2 separate regions of the Homo sapiens genome follow, and region 2 is linked to region 1. A link is a loop called in an ENCODE intact Hi-C map of the cell type or tissue named here. Cell type or tissue: PC-9. All regions are shown on one strand.

Region 1 (5,000 bases):
ATGATAATTTTTATAATGATGTGAGGAAATCTCTGAAGATGAACAGAATATACAGAATAAACAGATGCATTAAGTTGCAACTACATAGTTTTCATTATTGTCCTTTTCACGGGGTTAGCACATATTTTTGAATTCTTTAACCTCAGCTTTTGAGGTGACATTCCTTTTATTTCTATTTTTTTTTTTCTGTTTCCATCTACTGGCTTAGGCTGATGCTTAAAGGTCCTCATGTTATTGCTTCCAAATTCTTGTTCCTCTCTCTTGATTTGAGACTAAATGGCTCTCCTCACGGCCACTGAATCCCTATTGACAGTGTCTGTTGCATTCTAGCTTCAAATAAACAACAACAAAAAAATCCCCTAAAAACCTATGATAAGGCAGAATAGCAGAGTGATTAAAATAGGGTCTTGAGCCAGACTGCCAGGGTAAAATTCTGGCTCTGACACAGCATTCTGCAACTTTGGATAAGTCATTCTCTAAGCCTCAGTATATTTCTCATCTGTTAAGTGATAATAATAATAATTTCAATGTCTTAGGACCCCTGTCAGATTTAAATGAGCATAAAGTGCCTGGCACATAGTAAATGCCATGTAAGTATAAAGTATAATAATTATTATTCTGCTTGTCTTTGTTCTGAGTAGCTTCCCTGGAGATTCAGATCTTGCTTGGCCCCTTCTCCATTTCCCTCCCTCTCAGGTTTTCCTTTTGTCACCCACATAGTGGTGGGGCAGGCTTCCCTGGAATGCTCTTCAGACCGGCTGTTCCTAGATCAGACTGAGAACCGGAATGGTTGACAAGGTCTGTATGTTTTGCTTGCCTGGGGGCAGATCTGCTTGAATAATCACAGATAGGCTTTGCCTTCCCTTCCAGACTCCACTGAAATGAAAGGCTTCCTGGGCCTTAGGGGAGACTGTGACATTTGCCCCTTTCCCGTGCAGAAGGACCACTTATTTGGAAGCAAGAGTTACAATCTAAGGGAAAGTTTGGACGGGCATGTTACAATGGGGAGGGGTAGTGCTCCTTTTGTTATGTTAGCTTGGGATCTATAGACAAACACATGCCTATCAGTGTTGAAGGTGAGGTTCTCTGGCTCAGTAGGGTTAATTGCACAAACGCCAGCCTCTTTCCCTGTGCCAGTGGCCTGCCTTGGGTCAGCCGCTGCCAGGACTTTACCAGTCACTAGCTATCCCTTAGTGATGCCTCGTTAAATGCTTCATCATCCAAGGACTCCAAGGGCTCAGATTCACAGCTCTACCATTCAGGCTTCAGCTCATATATAAACCAGTAATAATTCAGATCTACAACAGTATCCTCACTCTTTGGGCTATTCTTTGCCTTGGGGAAGGGTGACAGTTTCAGTTGTTTTTTTCTAAATCTTCATTCGTAGCCCTCTCATTCTTCCCTGAAATCTGGGACTCTTCTTGCAATCCGTAGTGACTTTTGTGAGACATTCTTGCTACTTTTCCCTCTTTCCAGCACAATCCTGTCCTCCATGAGATAAAGCCTTCTGCTCAATACCTCTCATTCTATCTTCCCTTGCCCCAGCCTGCGGCATCAAAGTCCACTCATTTTTTCCCCTTATCTAGTCAAGTGGAATCTCTCTTTTCTTCTTAGCTCTGCAGCTCCCTTTAGTACTTCCTCCACAGTCCCCATCCCTTTCCCAAATGGACAAACCCCATCGCTATGACCATAGGTGCAAAGGTGCCCCTTCCCACTACAAGTTCTCAATGAAGTGGGGGGCAGGGTCTCAATTTTCAGTTTGTGAACAATTGAAAGGATTTGTCTTAAATACAAGTCAATAAGCTTTTTGGAAAGTATCTGGAGCCAGATGAAATCCATCCAAAGGTAGAAGACATTTTTTGCCTTTGCCTGGCAAGGCTTCTTTGGCCATATATAAAAAAATATTACTCATCAGTCAAACAAATGTATTTATGAATATGAAAGATGTTCAGAAATTGGCAGAATATACTGCTTTTCTGCAACTCAACAATGAATATTATATAATTTACAAGTTTCAGATGTTGGTCTTATTTTTATTTTAGATAAGGCATTGCTTACAGATGTAGATAATGGGATGTTTTTACATCAAGTTGTTGGAGTGATTCTTGCTAAGTCGCTTGGCCTCCTTTAAAATCATTTCTTATTTTATAATAGTTGATCCTTATAGTCCCTTTTTCAAGTCTTGTTTTGTGTGGAATAAATTTCCCACACATAGAACCTTCCTTGAGAATACTTATTAAGCTTCTTGAAGTTAGAAATCAAGTTCCAGTCATGAATGGATGCTCAGCAAGCAGTTAAATTATTGATGGAGTGGTGTCAGGCTAGTTTACCATGTTGGAGAAGAGGCTCTATTCAATCTTCACTCTCTTTAGTAAAAATACCAGTTCTGTTATCAAAGTGACACTCCACTAGGTTTAAATAATGAAAGTTTAGCTTGGAGAGATGTCAGATAAGCTGAGAAATATATTTCTTCTTCTGTTTTTCGACTCACAGTGGGATTCTGAAACAGAATTTCAGCAGGAATTTAGATGACTGTGATCCTGTCAATGATATGTACTGAGTATTTTTGGTTTTGAATTGATATTTTAGTGAGTGCTTTCCTAGACTAAAGATGGGGGTGGAAAGGAGAAAAACAGGCAAGAATGTCTTGAAATGTTTAAATTCATTCTGTAAAGTTTCAGTTTTATTTGTTTGTGTTCTAGGGTATTCTGGCCCTAAATTTTTTTCTTGGGTATTTCCATCTAATAGTTTTCCATCCTTAGGTTTCTATCAAATATAAATCAGTTGAAAAACAACATTCTCATAACAAAGATCAGAACAGAACTGAAGGAGATAGAGACATGAAAAACCCTTCAAAAAAATCAATGAATCCAGGAGCTGGTTTTTTGAAAAGATTAATAAAATAGATAGACCACTAGCCAGACTAATAAAGAAGAAAAGAGAGAAGAATCAAATAGACACAATAAAAAATGATAAAGGGGATATCACCACTGATCCCACAGAAACACAAACTACCATCAGAGAATACTATAAACACCCCTACACAAATAAACCAGGAAATCTAGAAGAAATGGATAAATTCCTGGACACATACACCCTCCCAAGACTAAACCAGGAAGAAGTCGAATCCCTGAATAGACCAGTAACAAGTTCTGAAATTGAGGTAGTAATTAATAGCCTACCAACCAAAAAAAGCCCAAGACCAGACGGATTCACAGCTGAATTCTACCAGAGGTACAAAGAGGAGCTGATACCATTCCTTCTAAAACTATTCCGAACAATAGAAAAAGAAGGACTCCTCTCTAACTCATTTTATGAGGCCAGCATCATCCTGATATCAAAACCTGGCTGAGATAAAACAAAAAAAGAAAATTTCAGGGCAATATCCCTCATGAACATTGATGTGAAAATCCTCAATAAAATATTTGCAAATCGAATCCAGCAGCACATCAAAAAGCGTATCCACCACGATCAAGTCGGCTTCATCCCTGGGATGCAAGGCTGGTTCAACATATGCAAATCAATAAACATAATCGATCACATAAACAGAACTAGTGACAAAAACCACATGATTATCTCAATAGATGCAGAAAAGGCCTTCAATAAAATTCAATACCCCTTCATGCTAAAAACTCTCGATAAATTAGGCATTGATGGAATGAATCTCAAAATAATAAGAGCTATTTACGACAAGCCCACAGCCAATGTCATATTGAATGGGCAAAATGTGGAAGCATTCCCTTTGAAAACCGGCACAAGACAAGAGTGCCCTCTCTCACCACTCCTTTTCAAGATAATATTGAAAGTTCTGGCCAGGGCAATCAGGCAAGAGAAAGAAATAAAGGGTATTCAAATAGGAAGAGAGGAAGTCAAATTGTCTCTGTTTGCAGATGACATGATTGTACATTTAGAAGACTCCATCATCTCAGCCCAAAATCTCCTTAAGCTGATAAGCAACTTCAGCAAAGGCTCAGTGTACAAAATCAGTGTGCAAAAATCACAAGCATTCCTTTATACCAATAATAGACAAACAGAGAGCCAAATCATGAGTGAATTCCCATTCACAGTTGCTACAAAGAGAATAAAATACCTAGGAATCCAACTTACATGGGGTGTGAAAGACCTCTTCAAGGAGCACTACAAACCACTGCTCAAGGAAATAAGAGAGGACACAAACAAATGGAAAAATATTCCATGTTAATGGATAGGAAGAATTAATATTGTGAAAACGGCCATATTGCCCAAAGTAATTTGTAGATTCAGTGCTATCCCCATCAAGCTACCATTGACTTTCTTCACGGAATTAGAAAAAACTACCTTAAACTTCATATGGAACCAAAAAAGAGCCCATATAGCCAAGACAATCCTGAGCAAAAAGAACAAAGCTGGAGGCATCACGCTACCTGACTTCTAACTATACTACAAGGCTACAGTAACCAAAACAGCATGGTACTGGTAGCAAAACAGAGATATAGACCAATGGAACAGAACGGAGCCCTCAGAAATAATACCACACATACATCTACAACCATGTGATCTTTGGCAAACCTGACAAAAACAAGCAATGGGGAAAGGATTCCCTATTTAAAAAACAGTGTTGGGAAAACTGGGTAGCCATATGTAGAAAGCTGAAACTGGATCCCTTCCTTACACCTTATACAAAAATTAACTCAAGATCGATTAAAGACTTAAATGTAAGACCTAAAACCATACAAACCCTAGAAGAAAACCTAGGCAATACTATTCAGGACATAGACATGGCCAAAGACTTCAAGACTAAAACACCAAAAGCAATGGCAACAAAAACCAAAATAAACAAATGGGATTAATTAAACTAAAGAGCTTCTGCACAGCAAAAGAAACTATCATCAGAGTGAACAGGCAACCTACAGAACGGGAGAAAATTTTTGCAATCTATCTGTCTGACAAAGGGCTAATATCCAGAATGTACAAGGAACTTAAACAAATTTACAAGAAAAAAAACAACCCCATCAAAAAGT
Region 2 (5,000 bases), 90 kb after region 1:
TGTGTATGTGTGTGTACACATTGATATGTTTGTGTGTGTTTCTGTGTTTGCCTGTGTTTTCTGAATCATTTTTGCCAAGTGGTATCTTCTTCCTACTTCCCAGATGGTAGTTCTGATTTTTTTTCTTTTGGAAATTGCTCACAAATCAGAAGGCTTCACTTGCCAGTTGACAGATTTTAACAGCAGCTGGTAGCTGACCACCCTCCACCACCCATCCCTCCCACCTTCTTCCATGAAGAGGCATCAGGAGATAGCACAGATAAGCTGTAAGATGTTTAGCTTTGTTAAGGAGGTTAGGACAGTAGGAAAATTTGACCATTATTGAAAATATTCAATACAAAGCCAAACTGAAATGTATCTTTCTGCTCAGATTAAAGCCATTTTTGCCAATGTCTCTGACTCCGTATTTTGATCAATTCCTTTTCAGTCGCATGGTAGTTTTGTCCGCTTATATCATCCTGCCGGGAAAAAAATTAGTTTTGAAAGTGTTTTAAACAGAACTTACTCAGAGAATATTGAAAATGCAACCATTGTGATGTTGATGTTATGCGATGGATCCTCTGTGTGGAAATCGTTCTGAAATGTCTTTGGATGATGAATTGTACGGAGACAAGTGTGGCCTCAATTTACCTTAATTTGTTGGGAAATAAGAGATACATAGAACTACACCAGTCCAAATCCCATCTAGATTTGTGCTATACATTTTGTTTATTACTCTCACTTTCTCTTTCACACAATTGCAGTTGAACTACCTGTTTCACTTCTTGCCAGGAGCAGAATGTAGCTCTGATCAGTCTGCCATAGGTATAAAGGTTTTTGTTTTTCATTTGGTTATTTGTTAATCACATTCAAAGGTGGCTTTAACCTTTCTCTCAATTAGCCAAGAGTGTATTATCATTGATTGAATTCAAGCATTGATGAAACAAAATGGATTTTCAGACAGTGGCCTTTTGTATTTATAAAATGAAAGCTGCAAAGAAAGGAAATCAAAGCCATAATTTATCTGTTGCATTTGGTTATTAATAAGCACCAGAGATGCCATATCATTTGATTTCAGGTTGAATAATGTGCTCCCAGACTATGTGGGATTGAAGCCTAGGCTACTTTGAGCCTGCTAACTTAGCTGCCTCAGTTTCCTTATCTATAAAATGCAGGAAATAATAGTGCCTGCCTCACAGTATTGCTGTGAGAATTACATGGGATGTTTGTAAAGCACATAAGCTATACGACATAGACTTTCTTGAACTGTTAAAACCTGCTTTGTGTAATATTTTGCAAGTTTGCTTTAAAGTCTCTTTGAAAATATATGGCTTGTGTTAAAAAATGGAAGGCCACAATGCATAAATAAATACAAGCCTCCTCCCTATATGAAACACAACCATGCCTTTAAAACTGATTCCTATTTGGTTGAGTTCAGAGAAAGAGACTTGCCAATCTGGATTTCGAATGAGCTAAACCGCATTAATTTGCTGGTCTATTCACATTTAGCACAAACACTATAGTTAGAAAAACACTGTGGAGCTGTTCAGAAATGGAGATGATGTTCACAGTGTATTTTAAAGGTGGAAGAAAATAGTTCAACTTCATTTGAAAGGCAAATAGCTACTAATCTATGTGAACAGGTAGTTGAACTTTCGGGCATCTTTTCCCTTCTACTAATCATGAAAACAAGAGGGGCAAATGTGAGCCTGGAAGTGAGAAGAATCACAGTGTTTTAGAGCTAAAAGTAAGTTAAAATCCAGGAGAGTCCCCTCATTACTGTCGAGGAAACTGAGACCTGGAGAATATATAATAGTGAACTTGCTGTAAACCACATGATTAGGTGGTGACAGGGAGCAGACCTTATGATTCATGTAATGACTCAATATAAGCTCAACTCCCTGGGTAAATTAAAACATCTAGGTAAGATGGTAACTTACAATTGATCAATCCTTGACACCGGGGAAACAAGCCTTGTACTGGAATTAATAGTGGGTGGTGTCTGTATCAGAGTTTCACCCAAAGAGGAAGGCTTTAAGTGTTTCTGCTACTGAAAGACTGTTGCGATAAGGGAGGGCCTATACAGAGACGATGGACTTCATCTGAACCCTAAAAGCAAGAGGCTGTAGATACTAAAATCTAAGAAAGGCAGCAGCACAATTTGCAGACTATAAAAATGGAAGGGAATTTAATGGAGTACAGAATATCAGGTGAATTGCCTTGACAATGGCTAGAGAGGTTAGAAGGAAATTCGGTGGCTTGGATGACGAAAACGGGAATGATGAATTAAATGACCCAGTAAGTTGAGTGAAAAGAAAGCATGTGACATTGAAGGAAACTCAAGTTACAAAAGAAGGGTAGAAGCTTAAAAGAAAAGAGGGAGAATGTTGGCATGATTGCTAGCACCTGAACATCTTAATAAAATTTAAAATTCCATAGAAATGTAGGATGCTATTAAGGTAATTTTGTCATTTTCTTCACTATGGTAAAACCATTTAGTCTTTGTGGCTTTTAATTCCTTTCTTGGTAAGATAAGAGTTAGAATAGTATACCATCCTAAAAGTCTGTTAGTCTATGACATTTAAAAGAATCAAGGATCATTTTCTTGACTCCTGCAAGCAGTGGCAATTTTGAATCTATTATTTTGTAATATCCATTAGCTTAGGATGGTTTTCTGTACCTAATACACAGAAAATTCTTACTTGAATTTATGAATATATTAGTTATTTGAGCTTATAAAAATGAATTCACATAGGGTAATGATACTGAATAATGACAATGATATTTTAGCTGTAAATTCCTAATTAGTTTTGCAAGCAAAACTCTCATCCGGAAGTTTTGGAAATCTGATTAAACATAATATTGACAGATCGTGGAGCTTCTACAGTTAGTAAAAAAAAAAAATTAAGGTAAATTTAACAGATTAAAATGAACTTATTTAATTGGGGTGGAGGGAGGAGTGGTTGTTTCAGGACTAAAATATTTTGGTAAACACAATCTTTTTTTTTGTTACAGCCCATTTAGCTAATGAAAGTGTCACTACAATGAAAGAAATTTGTATCCCTAATTGTTTTGGGTATAAACCCATCTGAATTGGTTCACTTTTAATTCTAATTTTAGAAATATAGCAACTGTTAAATGCAAATCTAATACTAGATCATAAATTACAATTTAACAAACTTTGAAAAACATTTCATGAAATTAAGGTACCACTGAAGTTCAGTTAGCATACTAAACTTAAGGAAAAATATTTCTCGGTAAATATTTCAGAAAAAATACAATATAGAAAATAATAGATGGCTAAATATTGTATTTGATTTTAAATATTAAGGCAAGAGGACATCTTAAAAACCATAGGACAGTTGAAAAGTAAGTATATAGCTATTTTATAAATCAAAATAAGAATGTGTACTTCGGATTGTGTTATGAATGAAATCAACTGCATTTTTTTTTCTCCTGAAAGTCAAAGTGGAAATAAAATATTTGACAATATGACTGATAAGTGTATAAATCTTGGTTATCATATGAGGGATATCTTTCCTCCCCGGCCTGTTGCACAAAGCACAGGAACTGGCAAAATGTGGTCTATCCATCAAAGGGAATATTACTTGGTTATAAAAAAGGATACCTCACTTTTTAATTTTCAAAGCAAGAACACATATTCTGGAAGAAATTTAGTAATCATGAATCAGTTGAGTTGTTTTACAAGTTCATGAGCCAATGTGAAGAAAGAGAGTATATGAGAGCATGAGTGAGGTGGAACGGAGAGGGACTGAGTTAGTGCCCCATAGGAAATGGAAAGACATGAGAGCTGCTGTATGATTTATGAATATATAATTAATATCCAATGAAAAAACAGCCTTCTCATATCATACACACAATAAACTCAGACCCATAGACATAAATGTAAAAGTTAAAACAATAAAACTTTTAGAAAGAAACCTGAGAGTAAATCTTCATGACTTTGGGTTATGCAAAGCCATATTAGATATAACACTAAAAGCACAAGTGACAAAACAAAAAATTAGATATATTGGATGTTATTGAAATTCAGAATTTTTGTGCTGAAAATGATACGATGAGCAAAGTGAAAAGACAACCTAAAGAATGAGGGAAAGCACTTGCAAATTTTATATCTAGTAAGGGACATGCATCAAGAATGTGTAAAGAGTTATTACAGCTAAATAATAAAAAGCCCAATTAAAATGGGCAGAGAACTTGAATATGTCTATTTTTCTAAAGAAGATATACAAATGACCAATAAGTATATGAAAAAATACTCAACATTCTTAGCTATCAGAGCAAAGCAGATTGAAACCACTATGAGGTGCCACCTTGTACCCACCAGCAAGGCTGTAATAAAAAAGACAGATAATAACAAGTGTTGGTGAGGATGTGGAAAAATTGGAACCTTAATATACTGCTGGTGGGAATGTTAAATTGTTTAGCCCCTTTGGAAAATAGTATAGCAGTTCATCAACAGATTAAACATAGAGTTACCATAGAACCCAGCAGTGCCACTCCTAGGCATAAATTCAAGAGAAATGAAAACATATGTTCAAACAAAATCCTGTACATGAATATTCATAGTACCATCAGTCATAATAGCTGAAAAATGAACACAACCCAAATGTCCATCAACTGATGAATGCATCAACAAAATGTAGTCTATTCATCAAATGGAATATTACTTGGCTGTAAAAAGAATGAACTACTGACATATGCTACAACATGGGTGAAGCTTGGCAACATGCAAATGAAAGAAGTCAGTAACAAGAGGCCACATATTATATGACTCTTTTTTATATGCAATGTCCACAATAGGCCATTCCATATAGGCAGGAAGTAGATTATGCTGACTAGGGCTGAGGGGATGGGGGGATTCCAGGGGTGGGGGAGAATGGGTTGGTGACAGGTAGTAGATATGAGGTTTCCTTTTCGTGTGGTGAAAATGTGCTAAAATTGATTGTGATGGTTGCATAAGTCTGTACAACATTGTACTGTATACTTAAAATTGGTGA

The links. A loop is a pair of places that touch in the nucleus more often than their neighbours do. Peaks named below come from ENCODE experiments on the same cell type or tissue, not always from the same donor. Only the 100,000 strongest peaks of a DNase experiment are listed, where the experiment ranks them.
Region 2: it touches region 1 in a loop (2.3-fold over the local background); 2 of 110 quality-filtered maps call a loop at or near these places.

What each region holds. Positions count from the first base shown.
Region 1 is chr14:61,940,067-61,945,066 of GRCh38, forward strand. All of the region lies in intron 1 of SYT16 (synaptotagmin 16), which reads left to right. Among named protein-coding and RNA genes, the nearest start is that of SYT16, 130 kb to the left of the region's middle. In PC-9, no CTCF peak of the experiment used is centred here; no DNase peak of the experiment used is centred here.
Region 2 is chr14:62,029,845-62,034,844 of GRCh38, forward strand. The region is part of intron 3 of SYT16 (synaptotagmin 16); the gene reads left to right. Among named protein-coding and RNA genes, the nearest start is that of LINC00644, 110 kb to the right of the region's middle. In PC-9, no CTCF peak of the experiment used is centred here; a DNase peak (open chromatin) is centred at 1,877.